Regions from separate parts of the Homo sapiens genome. Here regions 1, 2 and 4 are each linked to region 3. A link is a contact called in ENCODE Hi-C or POLR2A ChIA-PET data. All regions are on one chromosome and are shown on one strand. Each heading gives the region's core, a stretch centred on a gene start or an enhancer-like site at or near the end of the contact. The rest is flanking DNA. Distances are from core to core; before and after follow the strand shown. Region 1 holds the start of UBXN11 (UBX domain protein 11). Region 2 holds the start of HMGN2 (high mobility group nucleosomal binding domain 2). Region 3 has its middle 8.4 kb from the start of LINC02793. Region 4 holds the start of CNR2 (cannabinoid receptor 2).

Region 1 (3,586 bases), core at 687-3,186, 1.3 Mb after region 3:
CAGAGATTGCGCCATTGCACTCCAGCCTGGGTGACAGAGCAAGACTCCATCTCAAAAAAAAATTCATAATTCCTTGATATAGGTGACCTGGTCCCTGCTTATGTCTCCTGACCTCATCTCCCATCTTGCCGCCTCCCACACTTGAGCCACCTCAACTTCTAGCAATGCCTCAAATGCATGTGTATCCCCCCTGCCTCAACCTCAATCCCCCCACTCCCAGAACGGTCTCCCCACTCCTACCTGCACCCTTCCCTTGGCCAGCTAACTCTTTTTTTTCCCCTTCAGTTTGTTTTTCACTTATATTTTAGCTTTTTATTTGAAAATTATTATAGATTCACAGGAAATTAGGAAAATAGTACAGAAAGATCCTTTGTATCCTTCACCCAGCTCCCCTCAATACTTTTTTTGTTTTGTTTTTTGAGATGGAGTCTCGCTCTGTCGCCCAGGCTGGAGAGCAATGGCGCAATCTCGGCTCACTGCAACCTCCGCCTCCCAGGTTCAAGCAATTCTCCTGCCTCAGCCTCCCAAAGTGCTAGGATTACCGGCGTGAGCCACCCCACCTGGCCCATCTCTATAATTTTCTTACTTCAAAAAAGTTACACAAATGGAATTATACAGTATGCAACCTTTTTCATAAAACAGCTTTGAGATATAATTCACATATTTCACCTTCTTACAGTGTAATTTTCTTTTTAGTATATTCACAGAGCTGTACTACCATCACAATTTTAGAACATTTTCGTCAGCCTAAACAAACCCTGTACCCTTTGGCAGTCACCCCCAATTTACCCTCCAGCCCCCACCCCTTTTCCAAGGCAGCCTTAGGCAACCACAAATCTACTTTCTGTTCTATAGACTTGCCCACACTGCACATTTCATATAAATGGAATATATACTAAAATATACTAAAAATTGAAATTTACACTTTAAAGGAGTGAAGTATGTAATACGTGAATTATATCTCAATAAAGCTGTCATGGGAAAAAAAAACAAAACTCCTAAACCAAATCCAACATTTTCGTCAAACTCACTTCCTCCCACTTCCCCCTTCTTAATGGGACCCCATCACCCAACCACATTTTTTCTCTCCTTCCTTCCCTCTTACGCCATCTTGCCTCTTACATCAAACCCTGCAGGCTAAACTCTCTCACATATAGCTGCCCCTTTCCATGGCCACCGTCGGCCGTCCTAGTGGGACTCTCACTGCCCATTCTGGGGGCTGTCACATGGCTCCCAACTGACTTCCCTACTTCCAGTGTCACTCCAGTCCAGTCCGACACATTGTCTCCAGGTTAATCTTCTCCCAGATTACAAGGGCCCCTGAAGGCAAAGGCTGCATTTCCCTGTCCGTTTGGGGGGACTCCTGAGGGCAGGGGCATATCTCTTTCTCCTTCAGATTAGGGAGCCCTGAGGACAGTCGCCTAACTCCTTCACTTTGGGGCTTCCAAGGGCAGGACTGTGACTACCCCTCAGGCCAAAAGGTCCTTAAGGCAGAGTTGTCACCCACTTCAGACCTGGCTCTGAGAGCAAATCTCTGCACCATGCCTCTACATCTTTGGAACCAAACTCAGTGCTGTGCTTGACTCACAACATTCTTCTTCACACCTCCTCGGCCTCTCCGTCATCCCCAGAGCCCAGAGCTCTGGCGGGGACACGGTCCGGCCCGCTGCCAGGACTCCCTAATGCCCCCAGGACGCGCTCAGGGAGCGACGTCTATCACGATCTAACCCAGCCCTGGAGGCCGTGTCGCCTCCTTCCGCCTCCACGCGTAGTCATGGTAAGCAGGGTCTTGAACCTCTCCTGTGGGAGCCGCGGAGCTCGCAGGCCCTCGGGGCTCGGGCTCCAGCCTGCGTGGGGACTCCAGGGGCAGAAAGGTCTTAAGCCAGACTCACCACGCAGGGCCGCTAGCCGTCCCGCAGCGCCGCCATCTTGTTGTCACGCGGTTTCCTAGGCGACCAGGACCCGTGCACTTCTCATTGGCTAGTTTGAGGGAGGCCTGAGCAACCTGCAGACAGCGAAGGTGGATACAGTCGCCTGTGCTCGGATTCTATTGGCCCACAGAGTCGGTATTCTTCGCGGGCGAATCCCAGAATGCACCGCTCTGAGAGGGCTCCAGGTCCGGGGCGGGGTGGGGGGGGGGGGTGGTTCGTTCCTACCCTCAGGTGCGGGAGGAAGGAGCCTGGGATTAGGTTAATGAAACTGCTGGCAGCCTCACATTCAGGACCTGAATGTGTGATCCCGACAGTGCCGCTATTTTGCTAAATTGATCTTGGGAGGAATTATCCCTCTTAGCTTATTTCCCCATATGATCAGTATTGTAACACGAAGTACTGTAATACTTCACGGAGGCTGCTTTGAGGATGGATTGCAATGATGCAAGTACTTAATAAATGTTTCCTAAATCTGAGTTTCTGTGACAAATCCTTGACCAGATTGGCGCCCGGAAGGGCGGCCCAAATTCTAGTTCCCTTGTGTTAAGAGTTGGGTAAGACAATTTCCCCTCCCAGAGCCTCATCTGTAAAATTGTGTTGGATTAGACTCAGTCACCAAAACAGCTAAAGGCAGTTAAGACCACGAACTTTGGAATTAGGAGTCCTGGCTCCTTACTGTGTGTTCTTGGGCACTTTATACACCTTAGTTTTTATATCTGTAAAACAGTGATAATACCTACCCCCACTGGGTTGCCGTGAGGATTAAATAAGGTAATGCAAAGTACACGATTTTAAAGGGGAAAGCCGAAACAGAAACACCTGTAGAGAGCACTTTTTCAAAAACGTTTCCTGCTGTTAATCATCATCATCATCTCTTCACCCTTTCAGCTGTGATGGTCTGGGAGTTTATGATTTCTGATCTCAGGCACTCACTTCTTTGTGCCCAGGTTCAAAAGCCCTTTCTCTGCACAACCCAAGAGTGTTTTTCTGTTGCTTTTTTTTTTTTTTTTTTTTAATTTTCCGTTTGACTTTCTAGCCTACCACATTCAGGGAAGGGTAGGCTCTGCTCACTGCAACATCCGCCTCCCAGGCTCAAGCTATCCTCCCATCACAGCCACCAGTGTAGCTGGGACTACAGGTGTGCACAACAACGCCCAGCTAGTTTTTGTATTTTCTTGTAGAGACGGGGTCTTGCCATGTTGCCCAGCCTGGTCTCAAACTCCTGAGCTCAAGCCATCCGCCCATCTCTGCCTCCCAAAGTGGACAGCATTCTTTATATGCAAATTGGAAGCTAAAGAGAGCTACTACTACTGAGTGCCAAGTACCAGATGGTAACATGAAATTTACAGATGAGGGCCGGGCGTGGTGGTTCACGCCTGTAATCCCAGCATTTTGGGAGGCTGAGGCAGGCGGATCATCTGAAGTCGGGAGTTCGAGACCAGCCTGACCAACATGGAGAAACCCCGTCTCTACTAAAAATACAAAATCAGCCGGGCATGATGGCGCATGCCTGTAATCCCAGCTACTCAGGAAGGCTGAGGCAGGAGAATCGCTTGAACCTGGGAGGCGGAGGTTGCGGTGAGCTGAGATCGCACCATTGCACTCCAGCCTGGGCAACAAGAGTGAAACTCTGTCAAAAAAAAAAAAAAGAAAAG
Region 2 (3,244 bases), core at 571-3,070, 1.4 Mb after region 3:
CCATGCTCCCAGAATCAAGCATAAATGCCAGACACGGCGATTGAGAAGCCAATCAGTGAACCCTTTGGCAAAGCCCCCATCCACACCTGGCACTCCCCTCTACCAATCCCTGGCACAGGGTTCCTGGAGAGCAGGTGCTGTACATTTTACAGCTTTACAATGGGGCTGTTGACAGCCATAATTAGGGAGGCATGAATTATGCGGCTATAATGCAGAGCCCTACAATTAAGGCGGGAATGAGGGGCTGGAGGCAGCAAACGGAATCTGCCCTATGAGCGTGGCTGTTGAGTCCTGTCTCCTGGGTCTGACTTTCCGTAATATGATTGGGGTACAGTAGAGGTGATTAATGGGGCTGGCATCTCTCTTTGGCCTGAGGTTCTGTATTCTGGGAAAGGTACACAGGGTGGAGTAGGGAGAAGCTGCCCCAGGAGGCGATGTAGTGGTGGAAAGAAGAGGCAGAGAGGTCGTCGTCGTCGCCCAGCAGCAAGGGCTGCAAAATAGTAGAACTCGTGGTTGCTTTGGACAGGTGTGATTTGTGCAAGCCAGGTTCAACCCTTGCCTCAAGAAATCAGATGGGACCAATTTAGTGTCCTTCCACCTGTGAGCCAAGCCCCCATTTGAGGACATCTATCGTATTCTTGTGTGCTGGGTCTCAAATAGAATTTTTAAAGATTCTTAGATGTAAAACTTGTTTGCTAACTGCAACGGAAGAACACCTTCTTTTGCTGCTGCAATTGCCTACCCTCCCTCAGGTGCACTTGGCTAGCTCCAAGACCCTGGCTTTGGACTAGGGGGCACCGGAAGAGCCCTTTTGCCATCACACCACCTGTTCCTCTACTTGTTTCCTAATCCCCGGGCGCTTTCCTCCACCCTCCTTTCCTCGCGCAAGTGAAAGGCAGCCAGCTTGACAGTGTGGAAGGAGGGATTTCGCCAGCTGCGGCTGCAGTGCCCAGGCTTGGTGGCCGCGTCGGGTTGGGCAGCTGGGCAAAATGTCTCCGAGAGGGGTAGAGTGTAGGGGGAAGTGAGTGCTGGTAGACCTCGACGGCCGCTCTCCACCATACTGTGGCGGGGTCTGGAGGTTTGGGAATACAGGGACCTTAAGGGAGCCACCCGAGAGGAGTTGGGGGTGGGGGCTTCGATAGCATTTGGGGAGGCGGCTGCGCAACGGGTGCTGAAAGGACAGCTCCTACCTGACCCACGGCACCCAAAAGGCACCTCTGCATGGAAAGTCTCCCCCTGAAACCCCTAGCCCACCTCGAGTGGGACCGTCTTTCAGGTGAGGTGCACGAAAGGCTTCTCCGAAGTGGCAGCTCGGAAGGATGCACGTCCGGCTGCGCCAAGCTGGTTTCCCCGCCTTTTTCCCACTTTGGCGTCAGCCTGGGCTCTGGGAACTGCAGCCTGTGCCTCCAGCCGCGCGCTTCCTCCTGCTTCCAGAGGAGCAGGGCAGTGCAGCCAGGCCTCGCAAACCCCTCTTCTGGGGCCCCCAGCGGGAGCAGGAAGGAAAGCCGCTGAGATGCGCCGTGAGTGTCGCACGGCTTGGAGAAGTGGGTTGCTGGGTTGCATAAGGTGGAAGGAACTTGCTAGTTTGCAAAAGACAGCTCTTGGCGGGAGCCGGAACCCGGAGCCCGCCGACTCGCGCACCCCTCCTCATTTACTGCCTTCGACGCGCGCCACCCCGACTGCGCCCCCACCCCCTCGGCGCGCCGCCGTCTCCGCGCACTACCCCCCCCACACACCCCCCTCCTCACTCCCTCCAGAGGAGGTGAGTTTAAACCCCGCCCACGTGACCCCAGCTGGGCCAATGAACGGCGGCGGGAGGTGAAATCCGGTTCTAACCGGTCCGGGGCTCCCAGCGCTATAAAAACTTTATAAACCCCCCGGAGCCCGAGCAGTGTGAAGAAGAGGCGAGAACGACCCCCGGACCGACCAAAGCCCGCGCGCCGCTGCATCCCGCGTCCAGCACCTACGTCCCGCTGCCGTCGCCGCCGCCACCATGCCCAAGAGAAAGGTACGTGGCGCGAGGGCCCCAGGCGCCGGGCCACCACTGCCGCCACCGCCGCCGCCGCCTCCCTGGTGCAGGGAGCGAGAATCGGCGCCGAGCAGGAGCCAGCGCAGCCTCCCCGCGCGGGGGCTGGAGACGGTGTCGGGCAGCTCGGGGCTAACCCTGAGCGGCTCGGCTGCCCGCGGGCGCCAGAGGCCATATTGGAGGAGCGGCGGCCGCGGCGGGAGGAGCCATGTTGGCGGCTGTTTATCCCGCTCTCCTCGGGCTCGCCGCCCCCGCCCCGTGCCCCCTCCCCCATCGCGAGGGCCCCTTCCCTCCCCTCCCTGCGGGCGGGCAATTCAAACCCGAAAGGGCGGGAAGGCGGCGCTCGGGGTTGGCGGGCGGGGGAAAGCGCTGCCGCCAAAAAACCGCCGCCGTGAGGGGCGGGGCTTGTGCGGTATGGCCCCGCCCCCTCGCCCACGTTCCCCGCGCACGAGACGCGCGCTGTCGCCGCCCACGAGTTCCCCGGGCTGCGCGCGCCTCCCTCTCCCGCCCTCGACGGCTGCCATAGCAACGGCGCTGGGCTCCGCCTCCGGAGGGGGTTTGTTTGCGCCATCTGCAGCTGTTGCTCCTGCCTGTCGCGGTGGTGCGGGCTCCGCTGCCCTCCCCGGCTGCGCTCCGGTCCAGCCCTCGCTTCTCGGGGTCGGCGAGCCGGAGCTCCTGCGCGCGCTTCGTTCTTATACGAACGTCGGGCTCACTCATTTATGTCCTAGAAAAGTTGTGTGGACGACTGCTTTAATTTTCATTTTTAGCACTCTAAAGTTTGGGAAGTAATTAAGAACCACCTCAAAATCTGCAGTTTTTTGTTCTTGTTTCTTATAGGCTGAAGGGGATGCTAAGGGAGATAAAGCAAAGGTGAAGGACGAAGTAAGTCATTCTCTCTTCAAGGGTCAAAGCCTTGGACTAGCAGAGGCCACTGGACTCGGTGATTAACCGTAACCTGTGTCCTGAATTTACACTCCTATAATCTAGAGCAAATTGATACCAAACTTTCAAAGCGACTTACCTGTCCTATTTCTAACTTTCTCGTTGTCTTTAATAGCCACAGAGAAGATCCGCGAGGTTGTCTGCTGTAAGTGTATGCTTTTGAATTTTCGTGCTTGTCCCTGAAACTAAAAAACATCAAAAAACAATTCCCTTTGCTTCCATGAATTATGGTTAGTGCCTGGTTTTGAATCATTGCCTCTACTTGGGACTCTTGCC
Region 3 (3,280 bases), core at 30-2,529:
CTGCCCTGCCAGACACTCTCAGGCTCCCTAGGAAGAGGAGGATGGAGACTGGAGAGATGGAGGGATGGAAGGATGGAGGCTGGAGAGATGGAGACTGGAGGGATGGAGGATGAAGGGATGGAGGCTGGAGGGATGGAGGGATGGAGGCTGGAGGAATGGAGGCTGGAGAGATGGAAGGATGGAGGCTGGAGGGATGGAGACTAGAGGGATGGAGGCTGAAAAGATGGAGGGATGGGAGGGATGGACGCTGTAAGGATAGGGGCTGGAGGGTGGAGGCTGGAGGGATAGAAGGATGGCGGGATGGGAGGAATGGAGGCTGGAGGGATGAAAGGATGGAGGCTGGAAGGATAGAGGCTGGAGAGATGGAAAGATGGAGGCTGGAGCAATACAAGGATGGAGGCTGGAGGGATGGAGGCTGGAGGGATAAAGGAGGAAAACAAAGAGCGGGAGGGGTCTGGGCACTAGGCTAGGGCCTCAGCTGCTGGGCCTGTACCATGGCAGGGAATCCATGAATCCTGGAGGCATTTTTGGCTGGTTCCAAAGTCAGACAAAGTGTGAACCTCTCTCTGCTACAACCTTGGCCAGAAAGTCTGGTGCAGAGACGATGAGACACTGGGGACCCCCACTTGTTCACATTTGTTCCGTTGCTCACTTGTTCAAAAAACACGCGTGAAGCCCCTGCTTGGAGCCAGGCACTGGGCTGGGTTCAGGGTTTCCAGATGAATCAGGCCTGCTCCCCGGGGGACTCCCAGTCGTTCAGAAGAGAGACAGACATTGAAACAAATAATTAAAGACACGAATGAAAGCCTCTGAGATAAAAATACACAAGATCGGTGAACACAGAGAGAGTCACTGAGACAAGCTTAGGGTTGACCCTAAGCTTGAACCAGAGGGAAAACTCAGACCTCCACCGAGTAGGATGGGCAGTGGGAGGCTGGGGTGCAATGATCCTGAAGGATGCTGAGGGACCCACCACTGCTCCCGTGACCTCCACCTGACGTTCCTCAGGGAAGTGACACCCCCTCCAAAATATGCAACGAGAGAGGCCCTGGGGAGACGCAGGCTTGGGTTTCAGATGTGGGCGATTCTCACACGGGCTGCAGATTCTAGGCCTTGGTCTGCAGCCCGCTCACTCCACGCCGCTGAGACTCAGTTTTCTCATCTGCCAAGTGAGAGTTCTGGATTTGGAGATGATTATTACAGCTAATATTTGCTGAACATTTACTGTGTGCCAGGCATCGCGCCAGACACTTTGCATCGGTACCTCGTTCAGCCTTCACATCCGCCCAGTGAGGTAAGTGCTATTAATAGCAGAAGCCTCTTATCCAATGAGAGCAAAACCAGTGGTTGGTTAATAGAAAAAAAAATTAATGCAGGAAATCATATGATACATAAAGTAGGCATTTTATTGAACGTAACACGTGCGCGTGTACTTTTATGAGATGATCTTCTGATGCAGGGCCAAGGCTGTCTTTGAGACTGAGGCCCCCAGCTGGTGTCCTACCTTGTTTTTCTTGCATAAAACCAACCTGTGCAGCAGCGTTTATGGCTCTCATTAGGAGTCCTTTAAAGCGGAGTGGGACCTTAGAGATGCTTGTGAAGCCATCTGAGCACAGACTCCCTAGACTCCCTCTGGATTTTTAATAATCACCCCCTCCCTCCAGTTTTAGTCTACACCTAATTCAATGAAAGTTTGTGACGGATTTTAACTATTGTCTTCCCCAGTCTTTTATGGCTGTCTTGCCCACACCTCATTTGGCAGCACTTTTTTTTTTTCTTCCGTTGACAACTCGCCTATAACTGGGCCTTTGCAAAGTCCTTTCTTGGTTTTCTGTGACACGACTCTCTTTCCCATTCACATTCTGGTCTCCCTGGTTCGGCCACTACAGCCAGCAGCTGCAGGTCTGGGAAGAAGCCTCACTGAGTCAGAGGAGCCGCCTAGGTGGGAATAGCAGCGGCCGGCCTGCCTGGAACATTCAGGAAGCTGTGGCATCTACTAGCCTCTCTTTCAAAGGACAGGGAGAGTGTTTGTTAATCCAGAGTGGGTTGAAGGGAGGTCTTGTAAGGCACTTTCTATGGTTTGATTCCCATTCTACAGGTGAGGAAACTGAGGTACATGAAGTCACTTCCCCAAGGCCACCCTAGGCTCGTCTAGCTGGGATCTGAACCCAGGCCTGCCTGGCTCCACGTTCTTCATCCTCACACCCTGCTACCTCCTTGTTGCACCAGAGGGGGTCCCTGTGCAACCCAGGTCTGGCTTTCCTGCTGGAAGGACTTAAAGGATCTCTCTTGCATGTGGAATTTGAGGTGCATTTAAACATTGTCCACACTAAGCCTGGTACGGAAGATGGCCACCGATCTTGGGGCAAGGTCTTCTCCCTTGGTCCTGTGTCTCCACGCCCAGGCCTGGTATGCAGCAGGTGCTCATGAGTGTCAGGAGCTGGACAGGAACAGTCAGGATGCCTTTTGTGTTTCTGCCAGTGTCGCGAGCACCTGCTCTGGGGCATGCACCAGGCTGGGTTCCAGGATCTAACAGGAAGGAGAAGCTGGTCCCATCACTGGCCTCAGAGGTCAGTGTCTAGCAGGGTCATTCCATGTCCCCTCGTCCAAGCCTCCTCTGGTCAGACTTCCTCTGAGGGGACAGGGGGTTGTTAAATATGCAAAGGATGTGGATTTTGGAGTCAGACACATCTGAGCTCCAATTACAGCTCTGCCACTTATTGGCTGTGCGTGTAACCTCAGACCGATGGCCACCTCTCAGCCTCGGTACAAACGACAATGCCTCATTCTAGGCCCTTGGTGGGCAGACCCCCAGCAGGGCTAGGAGTCCCTTGAGCCCCAGGGAGGAGGAAGCCCGTAGGCAGGAGGGGTTCGGCTGTGGACAGGGGACCTGGCAGTCAGCTCCCAGAAGCTTCCGACCGTTGGTGGCTGTGGAGAGCGAAGCGGTATGCAGGGGAAATGAAAAGAGGCCAGACGTCGTCCAGGCCGCAGCACGCAAGGGCACCTCACTCCGCTCCTTCGTTCCCTCCCAGGCTCAGAAAGGGGAAGGCAGCCCAGACCAGGAAGTGGCCAGCTTCTGATGGCCACCGCATGGGGACCGCACCAGCCCCAGCAGGAAGTGGCTGGCCCCTTCCCACCCCCTGCCGAGCCAGGCCCTCCTGCACTCACACTTGGGAACCAGCCAGCCTGAAAGTCCCTGTTCTCAGGTTCTGGGACCAGCACTGCATTCTTAGAAGCCTGGGTCCGGCCGGGGCCCCTGATGTTGTGGCTGGGGGTCCAC
Region 4 (3,651 bases), core at 683-3,182, 1.1 Mb before region 3:
GGGCATCCATCGTAGGAGGACCCAGGAGCCTCCCTCACGCTTATGTTCTGTGTGTCCTCTGGGTCAATGTGCATGGGTGGGGATGGGAGTGAGGGAAGCTCAGTGCACTTGGAGATTAAATTTCCTCCTAGCCCAGTAGGATGAGGCTCAGGGTCCTATTGAATGTGACTTCAACTGAATAAAGAAAAGATCAATTTATGCACACCCGAGGGTGTGCAGTAAGAGTGACTGGTACTGTAAAATGAGGTGGGAAGAGAGGGGGCTGGCGCTGGAGGGCTCTGCTTGGCTGAGCCAGGCTGCCATTTTCCCGTCTTCACTGCCTTATCCTGGCCTTAGCCGGCCAAAGGGTAAAGGATATGCTTCACCTGCCCAGCGCAGGTTAGGGGGTCACTCTGGTAAGCCACAAGGTGGTTACAGAGCTGGGGCCAGGATTATTGGGACTCCACCTCCTGAGCTCTCCCTGAACTTCTCCCCAGCCTCCATCCTGGTTTTCATGCTGCCAACGTGTCTACTTGCCACTCATTCCAGGGAAAAGCAGCCAGGCCTCATTTTATCCTCATCTCAGATCCACAGCAAGAGCAGATGGGGTGAAGATCAAACTCTCCACCACAGCCATTCCCGAGCCCTGTGCTGCTGCCCGCCCTGTGCCCGCATCAGACAGTTGACTCGCAACAAGCCTGTGAGTGACCTTCTCAGGCCCATGTTTCTCAGAAGAGGAAGCTGAGCAGGAAAGAAATGGAGTGATTTGCATTAGGCCATCGAGCTACCAGTGGCAGAGCTGGGATTCAGACCTGGACGCTGACCCCAGGGCACACTGGAAAATACTGCTCTTCCCTCCGCTGAGTGGAACTTACACCAAAGCAGACCCCTGGCCTCCTGAGTCCAGTGTGCCCCTAACACTACCTTGTGGTCTCCCCATCTATAAAATGAGAGCGCAGGACTCACCTGGTCATCTCAAAGGCCTCTGCCAGCCCCTGTCATTTCCTGGCCCCCATCTACTGTTGCAGTCCACACCTCGTAAGGCAGGATAGCCTGGTGGCTGAAGGGTGGGCCGCGAAGCCGGAGTGCCTAGGCTCAAGCCAATGCTCTCATTCAATGCCCGCATGATTTCAGGTGGGTCACCTAGCCCCCACCTATCAAGTGGACAACAGTGATAGCTCCTACTGCATACGGCTGTTGTGAGGATTAAATAAATCCAACCACTAAAGGCTCTTAGGGCAGCGCCTGGCACACAGTAAGGCCATCTCTGTGTGTGTGATTCTTGTCTCTGTAATGAAATGAAAGCCAAAGTCCTGATTCTTGGTCCTAGGAGGGGGATGCCAGCCCTGAACTTTCCTGCGACTGGTCCTCCACAACCCCAGGTGTCCTGAAATGACATCTATCCCCTGCCCCAGACAGGCCCACCTGGCTTCTTGTGTCCCTGGAGGGAAGGGATAAGGTAAGAATACAGGTTTTGGCCAGGTGCAGTGGCTCATGCCTGTAATCCCAGCACTTTGGGAGGCCAAGGTGGGCAGATCACCTGAAGTCGGGAGTTCGAGACCAGCCTGGCCAACATGGTGAAACCCTGTCTCTACTAAAAATACAAAAATTAGCCAGACGCAGTAGTGCACACCTGTAATCCCAACTACACGGGAGGCTGAGGCAGGAGAATCGCTTGAACCTGTGAGGCTGCACTGAGCCGAGATTGTGCCACTGTACTTTAGCCTGGTCAACAGAGCAAAACTCCGTCTCAAAAACAAACAAACAAACAAAAAAGAATACAGGTGTTGGGGAATGAGGAAGAAGCCTAAAATAAACAACAAAAAAAGCTACTCACGGTTGTGTTGTGGGTGGCTGGGCACTGGGAGCTGCCGGGGGCTGAGGAGTCCCAGTTGTTTTCTGTCCTCTCCCAGGACCTGGCCGTGGGTGCCACTCAGAGCACCTGTTGAGTGCCACCCCAAGCCAGCTTTCTCTTGCTTTTGTACTTTCTCACAGATGAGTGAGTGTGAGGAGGTCTGGCCTTCCGTGCCTGTTACCACTTCCCCTCCAGGTCCCTGGTGCCACAATGCTCTTGCCCCTGCGGTTGAGTTATCTCTTACAACGAACTCTGGCCAGGGTGGGGCATGGGCCTAGACCCTGGAGTCAAGGGACTTGGGTTCTAATACAGCCTCGTTAAAATGTTGATTCACTTAACTTCCCCAAAGGCAAGTTTCTTTATCTGTAAAATGGGGATAATGCACCAACATTACAGTAGATCACCTAAAAGGACATGCCATTCCAATGCCTCTTCACCACTAGGCCAGAGCTTTGAAATGCAAATGCCTACAGGCAGATTAACATAATGGGTGATGGATCCTGGTGTGGGGCAATAGGGAGTGGTAGGGACTGTGGGTAATAGGGGGAACACAGGACCCAAGTGGAAAAGCTTGGCTGGAGCTGAGAGGTACCTGACCCTCTCTACTGGCCCAGCTGAGAGGTATCTGCCCCACACCCCAGACCCTGATCTGGGCCAGTAGAGAGGGGCAGGTACCTCTTAGTTCCAGCCAAGCTTTTCTGCTTGGGAGTATAGGCAAATTGTCAGATATTCCAAGCATTTGGAAGTTGTGCTGTATTTTTCAAGAGATACCAGAAATCTTGACTTATGTGATAGCTTCCTGTGTGTGTGTGTGTGTGTGTGTTTTGTTTTTTGTTTGTTTGTTTTTGTTTTGAGACCAAGTCTCGCTCTATTGCCCAGGCTGGAGTGCAATGGCGCAATCTCGGTTCACTGCAACCTCTGCCTCCTGGGTTCAAGCAACTCTCCTGCCTCAGCCTCCTGAGTAGCTGGGACTACAGGTGCACACAACCACCTCCAGCTAATTTGTAGTTTTAGTAGAGACAGGGTTTTGCCATGTTGACCATGCTGGTCTTGAACTCCTGACCTCAAGTGATCCACCCACCTTGGCCTCCTAAAGTGCTAGGATTACAGGGTGAGTCACCACGCCCAGCCACTTCCTGTTTATTTTATTTTACTTTATTTTATTTTATTTTAATTTTTTGAGGCAGGGTCTCGCTCTGTTGCCCAGGCTGGAGTACAGCGGCACGATCATAGTTCACTGCAGCCTCAAATTCCTGGGTTCCAGTGATCCTCCCATCTCAGCCTTCCAGGTAGCCGGCAGAACAGGCATGTGCCACCACACCTGGCTATTTTTTTTTTTTAATTTTTTTGTATAGATGGGGGTCTCACTATGTTGCCTAGCTTGGTTTTGAACTCCTGGGCTCAAGCAAATCCTCCCGCCTCAGTCTCCAAAAGTGTTGGGATTACAGGCATGAGCCACCATGCTCAGCCAGTTGCCAATTTTAGAATGTAAAGCCCAAAGTCACACCTTTAAAAAATGCTATGTGAGTCAAACTAAACATTATCTTCAGTTTATATTTATTAGGGAGTATGTCCCTAATGTCCAGTCCTGGGCTGGATGTACTCAGGTATGGTATCTGATATAGTTCCAAGTGTCCTCACACCCACTCTCAGATAAAATATTTAATGAGACGCCATTATATTCTAAGGATACAGAGATGATTATGGCAAAGTTTTTGCCCTTGTAAACTCATGGCCTATGATTATCTCATCAGATCCTCTCACTAACTGCTCCCCACACCCCAGACCCTGATCTGGGCCAATGAAGAAAGATTTTG

Evidence for each region. Hi-C counts contacts between places; a loop is a spot of excess contacts on that map. ChIA-PET counts read pairs that join two places held with the same protein, here RNA polymerase II (POLR2A). Pooled maps may share reads with other maps.
Region 1: a map with no recorded cell type shows a loop between it and region 3 (9-fold over the local background). The contact joins the promoter of UBXN11 here to the enhancer-like site in region 3. A Hi-C loop is called at or near these places in 3 of 37 single-sample maps with no recorded cell type and 2 of 50 pooled maps. POLR2A ChIA-PET finds 5 or more read pairs at or near these places in 1 of 52 experiments (activated naive CD4-positive, alpha-beta T cell).
Region 2: a loop to region 3 is called in a pooled map, with 7 times the contacts of the local background. The contact joins the promoter of HMGN2 here to the enhancer-like site in region 3. A Hi-C loop is called at or near these places in 2 of 50 pooled maps.
Region 4: a map with no recorded cell type shows a loop between it and region 3 (5-fold over the local background). The contact joins the promoter of CNR2 here to the enhancer-like site in region 3. A Hi-C loop is called at or near these places in 2 of 37 single-sample maps with no recorded cell type and 4 of 50 pooled maps. POLR2A ChIA-PET finds 5 or more read pairs at or near these places in 1 of 52 experiments (activated T-cell).

Annotation. Positions count from the first base shown.
Region 1 is chr1:26,304,700-26,308,285 of GRCh38, forward strand. UBXN11 (UBX domain protein 11) reads right to left here and starts at 1,937. Exons shown (of 15, transcript NM_001389556.1): 1 at 1,893-1,937. RefSeq lists enhancers at 1,728-1,777, 2,178-2,267.
Region 2 is chr1:26,470,620-26,473,863 of GRCh38, forward strand. It overlaps HMGN2 (high mobility group nucleosomal binding domain 2), which reads left to right and starts at 1,821. Exons shown (of 6, transcript NM_005517.4): 1 at 1,821-2,008; 2 at 2,864-2,908; 3 at 3,084-3,113. The coding sequence starts at 1,994. It overlaps DHDDS (dehydrodolichyl diphosphate synthase subunit), which reads left to right. Exons shown (of 9, transcript NM_205861.3): 9 at 1-687. RefSeq lists enhancers at 428-1,136, 1,137-1,846 and silencers at 1,216-1,631, 1,516-1,785, 2,046-2,335, 2,376-2,545.
Region 3 is chr1:25,031,077-25,034,356 of GRCh38, forward strand. No RefSeq gene overlaps it. Among named protein-coding and RNA genes, the nearest start is that of LINC02793, 8.4 kb to the right of the region's middle. RefSeq lists a silencer at 40-89 and enhancers at 846-1,055, 1,596-1,645, 2,646-2,705. Within about 2 kb of position 1,280, at least 10 of the 41 ENCODE cell types and tissues checked have a DNase peak (open chromatin) inside an H3K27ac peak, as active enhancers do.
Region 4 is chr1:23,911,430-23,915,080 of GRCh38, forward strand. It overlaps CNR2 (cannabinoid receptor 2), which reads right to left and starts at 1,933. Exons shown (of 2, transcript NM_001841.3): 1 at 1,817-1,933. RefSeq lists enhancers at 802-971, 1,745-2,259.